Regions from separate parts of the Homo sapiens genome. Here region 1 is linked to region 2. A link is an interaction called in ENCODE POLR2A ChIA-PET data of the cell type or tissue named here. Cell type or tissue: endothelial cell of umbilical vein. All regions are shown on one strand. Each heading gives the region's core, and the rest is flanking DNA. Links, peaks and the distances in the headings are about the cores only. Region 1 overlaps MIR137HG (MIR137 host gene). Region 2 holds the start of LOC124904226 (a long non-coding RNA gene).

The links. ChIA-PET counts read pairs that join two places held together with the same protein. Peaks named below come from ENCODE experiments on the same cell type or tissue, not always from the same donor. Only the 100,000 strongest peaks of a DNase experiment are listed, where the experiment ranks them.
Region 1: POLR2A ChIA-PET joins it to region 2 with 5 read pairs; 1 of 35 experiments calls an interaction of 5 or more read pairs at or near these places.

Annotation. Positions count from the first base shown.
Region 1 is chr1:98,027,267-98,032,657 of GRCh38, forward strand. The region is part of intron 3 of MIR137HG (MIR137 host gene); the gene reads right to left. Among named protein-coding and RNA genes, the nearest start is that of MIR2682, 15 kb to the right of the region's middle. In endothelial cell of umbilical vein, for the core only: no CTCF peak of the experiment used is centred there; a DNase peak (open chromatin) is centred at 3,405; H3K27ac peaks cover 1,681 bases.
Region 2 is chr1:97,381,875-97,387,265 of GRCh38, forward strand. DPYD (dihydropyrimidine dehydrogenase) reads right to left here. Exons shown (of 23, transcript NM_000110.4): 15 at 519-587. It overlaps LOC105378867 (a long non-coding RNA gene), which reads left to right. Exons shown (of 4, transcript XR_007066237.1): 3 at 1,760-1,904; 4 at 4,062-4,135. LOC124904226 (a long non-coding RNA gene) reads left to right here and starts at 4,137. Exons shown (of 2, transcript XR_007066239.1): 1 at 4,137-4,220. In endothelial cell of umbilical vein, for the core only: no CTCF peak of the experiment used is centred there; a DNase peak (open chromatin) is centred at 2,707; H3K27ac peaks cover 1,602 bases.

The sequences.
Region 1 (5,391 bases), core at 337-5,336, 650 kb after region 2:
CTTTTTTAATGCTCACATATCTTGACACTTATAGCTTATTACATCACATATTATCCTCCATCCAGATATTATCTGGAAGGTGGTCGAAGGTATTCCGTAGTCTTTCAGCCTCAGGATTCCAGGTTTTCAAAATTTTAAAGAGAAATCCATTCCAAATTTCCTTTGTTTAAACTATTCCAGAAACTGAAGTGCCTCTAAGTATAAATGACAGGATAATAGAACTTTAAGTCTTCCTTGCAGTGACTATTATGCTTTCATTTTGCACAGTAGAGCTCAAAATGCCTCACTTTATGCTGATGGTGAGCACTTTTAGAGTTTTTCATCTTCCTACAGTTAAAACATATGACAAAGTGGCCATTTGAAAAAGAAATGAAGGGGAAAAGTGAGCATGAAATTCACAGAAATTGAGACCATAATAAATACTAAGTAAGTACACTTCCATCTACATCTACTTGTAGATAAAATTTCAAATATGCTACACCAAGAGATTTGCATTGACAGATTACTTTTTGTTTAAAACTAGATACTCTGGGAAAAAACCAATATTCATAGTAAAGACAGATTGGAAATATAATAATCATCACAAATCAATGTAAATCAAATACATGTATGTATGTAAACATTTAATAATACATAAATAGTTCTGTAAAATATATAACTAAAGGAACTTAAATATTAAAAATTAATGTTTTTATTTCAAAATAATTTCTATATCCATTTGGGTCTGGACACAGAAAGCAAATTATTATGTATATAGCAAAATAAAAATAAAATAAAATAAATGCCCTTTCTGAATATGAACTTTAATCCTTAAATTAGTGTAATTTTATATTATAATAAAGGTAAAATAAAAATTTCATATAAATGTCCCTCTTATTAAAAAATGGAAAGAAATCAAAATGAAGCTAATTCTTTTAGAAAAAAATTATATAAACAATATAATAGATTTTTTTTTACCATAAGTGTACTTTCTACTGATAAACATGTAAAGTTAAACAGACAAAAATGAAAACAGTAATCATCATGTACCAAATATCATTTTGGGAAATCATATTAGAATTGTTTAAGGCAAACTACATTTTTAACTCTTGATTAAAAATAAATAGTGGCATCTTTGACATAAGTGGCCTAGTTTTTCAAATAAATTATTAAATATAATTAACAAGTGAAAGATTTTAAAAACGTTACATTTTAAAATGTATCTAAACACATATAACTAAAGAAATGGCATCTGTGTGAGAGATGAGGGATTCCATTTTAAAGATCAAGAAACCCACATCAACTAGGGTAAAAGCTAATGAATCAGTACAGAATTTAAAACTTGATTCAAAGTTTCTTTTAAGAAATGTATCACATAATGTCGAAATGATATAAATGATAATTCTTTATATTTTGTAATTGTTTCTACATCAGGCTAAGATGCTAAATCATCCTAAAGATTGGATATTTTGTAAGTGGTTATGTTATACTAAGAGATGTAAAAGCAAAAGCTTAATTATCATGTGATGATCTTTTATCATAGCTCAGTTTTGATTTGTAACATTTAATTTCGATTCATTTAGCTATAAAATATTTTATATTGTATTTTGATATCTTTTAAGCATTACAAACAGCATTAGTAATAGAAAGAGATTAAAGTTATTTGAATACCTGGCTTTATCATGATCTAGAAGTGCTTTGCGATTCGTTTTCCTGCTTTATTAACATTTATGGAATTCTTTGCACTAAAATGTCAGCCCCATAGTTTCATGAATCATTGCAAAAACATCAGGGAGTATCATTTATAATGTACAGCAATCCATTTTGATACATGAAAGTAGACCTGGTTGCAGTATGCCATTTTTGGATTCGATTTTCATGTAATTTGAGGTAAGTGCTAAATTATGATCTTGACTGATACTTACTAGTGAGCCAGTCGTGGCATTAAAGTCGATATGGATCAAAATGAAAGAACAGAAAAGAAAGGCATTAGAAATACTTTGATTTAATAAACAGGTTATACATAAAATTTTGTATTTTGGTATGCTAATTTTAATACCTGGACTTAATACCTGACCAAAGTGTACTTTCACTTTTATTTCCTTAGTAAGTCTTTCTTCAATTATCTTTTCCTGTATGGTCAAACATTCCAAGTTTTTTTAATGAAAATTTATATCATATAAATCTTATTTGAAAGTTTTAGAAGATGAAATATAATTCAGAATTCAGGAGAACTATGAACTCCTATGTCAAGTATCTAAAAATTAAAATAATTTTAACTTAATTATTTTATGAATATATAGATTTAGCATATAATTATAATTGCAACAGTTTTCTATTATAAATAGATATTCTGGTAATACTTCTTAACCTAATGCAATCCATCATGCATTTTTGAATGGTGATTTATTAAAAATATACTAAATATTGTCTTTTTTAAGTGTAAGATTTCACATACTACAAACTGCAAAACTTTACGTAAAAATTAGAGTTCAATAAGTATAAAAGAATACATTTTTAACTGAGTAATTTAGAATCTTTTCTATCATAAATCTACTTTTATAGGCATATTAAAAATCTAAATAGCAAAGGTAACACTCTGCAAATAAAATGGTTAAGAGATATGAATAAATCAACTGCGTAAAACATGTTGAGCTTTCCAGAAGAGAAATGTTAAACTGTTAATGTTTTATTGTGAATAACTAATAAGCTCACATCTGATAAGTTTTCCAGCTCTTAATATAATAACTTGTGTTATGGGATTATCAGTGATATAGGCCCACAACTAGACAAAAGATGTAGCCAAAAAAACAAATCTATAAATTCACTTGAGAAAGATCACAATGGGTTTTGTGATATTAAACAACTCTTTTCAAACTTTCCTTTATAAAATGTTTAAAATAACACTTGTTAATATAAAAAAGAATATGTAAACCATTAACAGCAAAACAATTACTGAGTACAATTAATCCATCATACAACTTAAGATAAACTAAAGATAAATAAACTGAAACATTTAATTACATTGCAAGAGACGAATAAGCTGGTTTTGACATTTCTGAATTTTAAGTATCTTCTCTGCCTAAATATAAGCTACTTGGTATTTTATTTGCATCTTTTTATACAGTTAAAACTCTCTTTGTTTAAGGGTTGAAGTAGTAACATTTAAATTAGTGTCTATTTAATTTAATAACTAAATCCATCAAACTATAGGCCTATTAAAACGATTTCATTTTCCTTGCTGGTTAATCTAAAGTGCTTAATCTTAAAATGTTAACTGTCAAAATAATAGACCTTTTTTCCCTCCATAAGAATAACTTGAATTTCTTACATATTTCCTGTCAATCATTCCATCTAAACTGGGTGTGCATAAATTGTTCCACCACTGTGACTCTCTCTTAAGTTTGTAAGTTTGGACAGTGTTACTCACCCCTACCACAAAAAGGAAATAAGATCATATTCTGAAATGGATTTACATTTCTATGCTTATAGTCAGAATGTATTTTTAGTGAGGGGAAGATCTGTTACACAGTCAAATAACTGTTTGAGAAAACAGAGTATTATGGAATACATCAATGTGTTAGGGATAGGAAGTAAAATACCACAGAATTTATTAATCAATGTTACACATACTTCTTCCTTAGGTGAATTTTTTGCTACTCAGGCCATTACCTTTTGTGTTCACATATTAGTAAAAGCTGCACTTTTACTTTTTTTTTTCTTTTTTGGAGCAAAAACTTTAATAGGCAAGAAAAAAGAAAGGAAGAAGAAAGCAGCTCCCTCGTACAGAGACGGGGGGGTGGATTTGAACAAAGAGAAAACCCCCCAAAGATGCACTTTTACTAAAAAATATTATCATTAATTCTTTGTTATATATCCTGGCATCCTATAATGTGTATGACTAAGTTCATGCATTGACATAAGCAAACACAGTGTTTCATTAATGAAAAGAAGACTTTGGACTGAGAAAAAGCCCACTGACATTGTCAGCCAGTTACTTCAGTGTTATATTCGAGGTGGTTTGATATTATTTTTTGTGTGTTAAACACAAAAGCCAAAATGTAAAAGTCACAGGACTACTTTAGGTCTTACAATCCAGAGTTACATGGTCTCAACAGTTGTTCTTTTCTATTTTAATTTAAAGCACTAAACAAGAAACTATTCACTAAGTTTTAGAGCTGCATTTTAAACAGGCCAGCCTTTGAATTTCTAATGTTTTTATGAAAGCTTCAATAAAAAGCTGTGGTTTGAAGTAAGAACATATTATAGTTTTGTAAGACAATTTCCAGTTGGTATAATGAGAACCCATATAATCTAATTGCTTAACCAGTAACATTCATTTTTACTATTATATAATCACCTATGTTCTAAGTAAATTTTTATTAAATACAGTTCCAATACAGATATTAGGAAACTTATTTTATGCTACTGTAATACTAGAACATTGTATAAGTGCTCAAATAGTTTTGTCAGGGCAATTCCCTTCCACGGGAATTTAAAAATTATTTGTGTCATAGATGAATGAGAAAACTTTAATAATAATCCATGAGACAATAACACATACACACACACACACACACACACACACACACACACACACACAAATGATCTAAAGGTCTTATTCAATATTGTATGCCTTTTATAAAATTAAGCTGATTCTCCTAGATTGTAAACTGGGATATAATTAAATACCAGAGTAAAAAATTGGGACAGCTACTGGAATTACAAAAATAATAATAAATTAAATAAAAGAATGGTTTAAGTCCTGGAAAAATTCAATCTAATGTTATAATTATAAAGATAGCAATGTGAGCATTATATAACACTAATAAGAATACTATGTAAGTTTTACATAAATAGAACTCAAAATAGGGGCTTAAAATATTTCCCAAATGTAGAATTTACCAGGTAAGTAAAGTGATAATTTTTAATTTAAGATATCTGGTTTAATTAATAATAATAACTTGTAACTTTAAATCTACAAGAGAGCCTAAAATGGGTCAGCACTGGATCAGTGTTGCATAGAACCTGACTTTAATTGTCATTTTAAAAAAATCAATAGAAAGCAGTGGTTCTCAAATTCTAGCAGGCATCAGAATTGGGCTTGTTGAGACTCAGATTAGGGTTCACAGTTTTTATTCAGTGGGCCTGTTATGTGGTCTGAGAACAGGCATTTTTAACAAGTTCCCAGGTGACACTCAGGCTACTGCTAAGAAGGCCCCATTTTGAGAACCACTTTCTGAAGTACAGCATAATGCGTTCAGCACTTTCTTTTATAAAGCCTATCATCACATTCTCAAAAGACACTTATTGACTCTGGAATCAAATATTAATGAATTTGGGAATTACATGCAAGCACTATCATTTTATAATCACTAAAACATATTTTCTGATAACTATGGATACACGAAT
Region 2 (5,391 bases), core at 140-5,139:
CCTGCTGACTAGTGTTCCATTCAGGAGCATTCTGTCCCGCTCTTTTATGCATGTCTGTATTCAAACTAGAATAGTATTAAATGAACCTTTTATACTTTAAATATTCAAGAGTTTTATATTCAAAATTTCTTCTCTTACTGTCAAACTAGTTTGCCTAAAGGCAAGGTAAGATCAAGTTAGACTCTCAAAGGTAGAATTAAATTTTATCATGGCATCCATCATAATATACAGTTTGCTTAACATGCAAATAAAGAGTGTATGGATTCAGAGAATAAAGGATTTTTAGGTAGTGTGTGAAATCCAAGGGACCGCTTTTATAGAATAAATTCCTTTTAAATTTACATTTCCATCATTTTAATGAAAACACAGGGTAAACAAATTATAATAGAAATGTTTTAAGTTACATTTTCAATTCAGTTTTACTTCTACTGTATTATTTCTCATGGCAGCTCTTTATTTAAAACTAATAAAAATAGGAGAGAAGAAATAAAATAAATATATACTAAAGTAACCATTACCTCAGACTTCTTGGCAAGTTCCGTCCAGTCATTTTTATTGTAACTGCACATAATGCTAGCAATCACAATCTTTAAAAAGAAAAACAAAAGAATATAAGTTCAAGTAGTTATCCAGTTGTACACAAAGATATATTAATATTTACATAAATTTATAATGGTAAACTATATTATAAAATTAGTTTTCAAACTGTGAAAAAATAAATCATTAGAAAATAGCAGGGTAAGATAGCAAAACACTGGATGACATTTGGGGCTTTGGAATTACATTAGGAGATTTTCTCATTTACTATCTGTGAACACTTGGGCAAGTTACTTAACTTTTCTGATCCTCAGCATTCTCTTTTTCAAAATAGAGAGGATTTTACTGGCTTTGCCATCCTCTGAAAGTAGCAATGTAAATACATGCATGTACGTGAAGGGATTGTCTAATTATACAATGCCATTAAAATGCTGTTTGTAATTACTGGTACAGTGAAAAGGTTTTAAGTGATGGAAAAGAAAAAAAATAGTGTCTCTTTCAAACATAACTCACTATAGTACACATAATAATATCTTAAATATTCATAGTGCATTATAGTTTTAAATTTTATTATGTATTGATTATTTAACTACATTATTACAGAAATCCCATAATGGAGACTGTATAGAGTAGTAATTACCAATGCCTCCTCTGAAACTAGGATGTCCAGGTTAGAACCCTGACTCTGTCACTTACTTGTGGCCCTGAGCAAAGTATTTAGTTTCCTGATTGGTAAAATATGAATAATCGTGCCACTTATTAAGAAAAGTAATAACAGAAATTGGCCAGGCGTGGTGGCTCACGCTTGTAATCCCAATACTTTGGGAGGCAGAGGCGGGTGGATCACTTGAGGTCAGGAGTTCGAGACCAACCTGGCCAACATTGTAAAACCCCATCTCTACTAAAAATACAAAAATTAGCCAGGTGTGGTGGCGTGTGCCTGTAATTCCAGCTACTCGGGAGGCAGAGACAGGAGAATTGCTTGAACCAGGAGGTGGAAGTTGCAGTGAGCCAAGATTGCACCACTGCACTCCAGCCTGGGCAACAGAGCGAGACTCTGTCTCAAAAAAAAAAAAAGAAAAAAAGAAAAAAAGAAAAGAAAAGTAATAAAAGAAATTGCTAAGACTTACATAGCTCTTACAGTGTGCTTGGCACTGTTTCAATGGTTTTTACTTTATTAACTTATTTAATCATTCCCAATGTTATTCTCCCCACTTTATAGATGAAGACGCCAAGGCAATGACACCTGACAGTCATATAGCTGATAAGGAACAGCGCCAGGACCCAGAGCCAGGCAGTGTGACTGAGCAAGAGTCTGTGCTTTTAACGACTAGGTTTTGCTAGCCCAAAGCACATACTTGATACACGTAAGTAATTATTTCCTACCATTATCATTTAAAGACTATGAGATTGAGGCTGGGTGCAGTAGCTCACGCCTGTAATCCCAGCACTTTGGGAGGCCAAAGCAGGAAGATCGCTTGAGCCCAGAAATTCATGACCAACCTGGGAAACAGAGCAATACCTTGCCTCCACAAAAAAATAGAAAAATTAGCTGGGTGTGGTGCCCTGCCCCTGTAGTCCCAGCCACTCAGGAAGCTGAGATGGGAGGATCACTTGAATCCAGGTGTTCAAGGTTACAGGGAGGTATGATTGCATTACTGCACTCCGGCCTGGGCAACAGAGCGAGATTCTATCTCCATAAAATAAAAAAATAAAGACTAAGAGATTGAGACACAAAGAGTTTGTGCCAAGCTTAAAGTTGCAGAGTCTAGTGGTAAGAGTCCTCTAAAAGCCACTGTGCTCTCACTACATAGAGCTTTTTTATTTACTTTGAGAAAAAAAAAAAAAAAGATATGCTGTAAAAGTCAGATAAACGTTTTCATCAGGAGAATAGAAAGTTGTGACCATATTGGAGAGAGTTCTAAAAACCAGGGAAAGAAGCATGTCTTTAAAGTTTTTTTTTTCTTTTTCTTTCTGGATAGACTATAAACACCATGAAAGCTGGAGCTGCTCTGCATTAGTCATCATCTATCTACAGTAACTAGCATGGTATTTGGCACGTATCAAAGACTGAAAGAATAAATGAATGAGGTCACCAGAGGTTTAGGAGCAAGGGGTTGCATTATCAGCTAACCCTTTTAAGAAGATTAAGTAGAAATGGATACCATAAGTTAGAGAAGTGAAAAATAAACAATTGAAAACTGCTGGCGATTATATGAGTAAGAGTGAAGAGTGATTAGGGCTGATGAAGGTATCTGTCTTGGTGATGAAAAAATAATCAGATATTAAAATACACAGGACTAGTCAACTAGAGAAGCAATTAAAAAGAAGGAAGCAAAAGATCTGAGACTCTGAATCAAAGCCACTGAGAAATTCGCAGACCATTAGTCACAAAAAGGTTGAACAACGTTCCGAAATATGGAAGCCAGAAGAAACAGCAATTTTGAATAGATTCCTTAGAGAGAGGAACAAAGAGAAGAAAGTAAAAGTAGATGATGGATAGAGAAGGAAAATTAAGCATGCCAAATTATTGTTCATTGAGTTTAGGATTCAATTTTTTTCGTCTAGTGAAACTACAGCTTTTCAGAATTGGGGAGAAAAATGTAAGAATGCTTGTTCCATGGCCTTTTCCCTAGGGGCTAAAAAAGTGAGAAGTCATACTCCAAGCTTCATTTGCAAGTATAAAAGGGGCACCATGTAATTACACAGCTTCAGTTAGAGATGCTTTCCGCCCTTTCCAAGTGATCTAAGAGCTCAGGGATGCTATGCCCTATTCTCCAGTTAGAAAAAAGATCAGGGAGAACTATCAAAGAGGGCACCAGATCTTCCAGGACTAGACCTAATACCTCTTGGTGTAGGCATTCCTTGCAAAAAAAAAAAAAAAAAAAAAAAAAAAAAAAAAAAAAAGAGAGAGAGAGATTAAGGACCTTATTTGAAAGGAAAAATCAACTGGGGAATGGGCAGAGCCCTGAGGCTTATTGCTAGAACTTCAAGGGCAGAGACAGATACAGAGATACAGACTGAAGAAGAAGAAAAAATTAGCTATTAGATACTAGTTACCCTGTGGCGAAACTGATAAGCAATATGCATAGATTTTTAGAAAATTTTTTTCTTAAAAAAAAAAAAACAAAATAAAACAATAACAACAACAACCACAAAACCCCCACCTCCTAACATAACAAAATAATCCCCCAATTCACATTCTCATGCAACTATGAAGTGGCTGCTCAATCAGCACAGTCACAGCATGTGCACCTCCCTCTCCAGCTCCCCTCTCAGGGTTCCACAGAGGACAAGAAAAACCTTTCTCGTGGGCTGAATCTAGCCAGGCAGATGGGTTGACCACAGAAATCCACAGCAGGGAAGCAAGGTTTAGCAGCCTTGACAGTAGGATAAGATATATCCTCTCAAGTAGGGACTAACACTGTTTCTCTCTTTTACATGGCAATTTTAATTTTAACAGAGCTATTTTTGCTTCAAATTTATATTGACTGTGCCAGGTTGGTTAATTGTTCACCCTGTAGGTTGCTGAGAAGCATGAGGCACTACAATTGGACTTGATGAAGGGAAATAAATATCATACAGAGAGTTGTTCAGGACATTGCGAGAATCATGCCACTGAATGCTGGTGGGGCAGCCTCTGACTGGGGAGGGGTGACCACAGATGGGAGAGATACATTATGGTAAGCAGTGGTTTCCATTGTATGCTCTGAGCAGCCAAGCACTACCCTGTTCTCCTTTCCCTATCCATTGAAAGCAGACTCTATCTTCTTGCCCAGAAAGATGAGAAAGTATCCCCACCTGCACTGATCATAGGAATTAGGTACTCTGCTTCTATCAAAATCCCTCAGTGGAACTGGGAAAGTTAAAACTTTTTTTTTTTTCTCCTTGGTCACTAAACTGGAATGAAGTTTATTCAGAGCTGCTGTTGATCACTGATTCCTCATTTAACCACTTTCCAATCCCAAAGCTTACTACACTGGGAAAAAATAAAACAGAGACAGGAGAAAGTAGACAAACACACAGGATGGAGAGAGATCCCCTTTGCAGCCACTTTTAAGGCTGGGTGCCTCACTAACATATCTGCATATTTAAACTAATAAATACCACACTTTGGCTTAAGGAAATTCTATTTTTACATTCTTGTTTCTATGATTTAACAGTCTTGACAATTACTACATGCAAAACTAAAGTTGTCATGTTTTGAAGAAATTTTCAAAGCAATTTTTTAAATCAATTAAATTTCAGGAAAAATGACTTTATATTTATTTTAAAAATGTGAAATGGTCTAAGGATTCTAAATATCCTTATCTAAAGCCAGAGGATGGTTTGTGAAAATATGTGGTAGCATTCTATTTCTGAGAAATAAAGATGACCAAAAAATAATTTTACTTTTTATTAAAAGAGAAAGCAATTTTTAAAAGAGTCAGGCTAAAAGACATTAACAGTAAAAGGACACTGGACATAATTTAATATTTATTTGATAATTAGGAAGCCCTTCAGTATTTTGCTGTACTCCGTTTTTAATCAAGCAGGAGGGAACAGATTTTTTTTCCTAAGAAAAAAAACCAGAATGATGGATATTTTATATCGTGAAACATCATGCAATGTTATTAGAAATAAATACCCAATGAAATATATTTTTAAATAAAAGCAACATTTTTCTATATCAATATTTCACTTAATTTATGCCATTTCTAGTGCTCAATTTTTATGGCTCATATTTTAAAACATTATTGAATGAAGAGATAGTGAAACCCAGATGCTACACAGTATTTGAACTTTGTCTTCCCCCATCCTACAGTTTATGTTACACAGTCTGGTGGGAGATTCAATGTCACCTAATTGATTAAT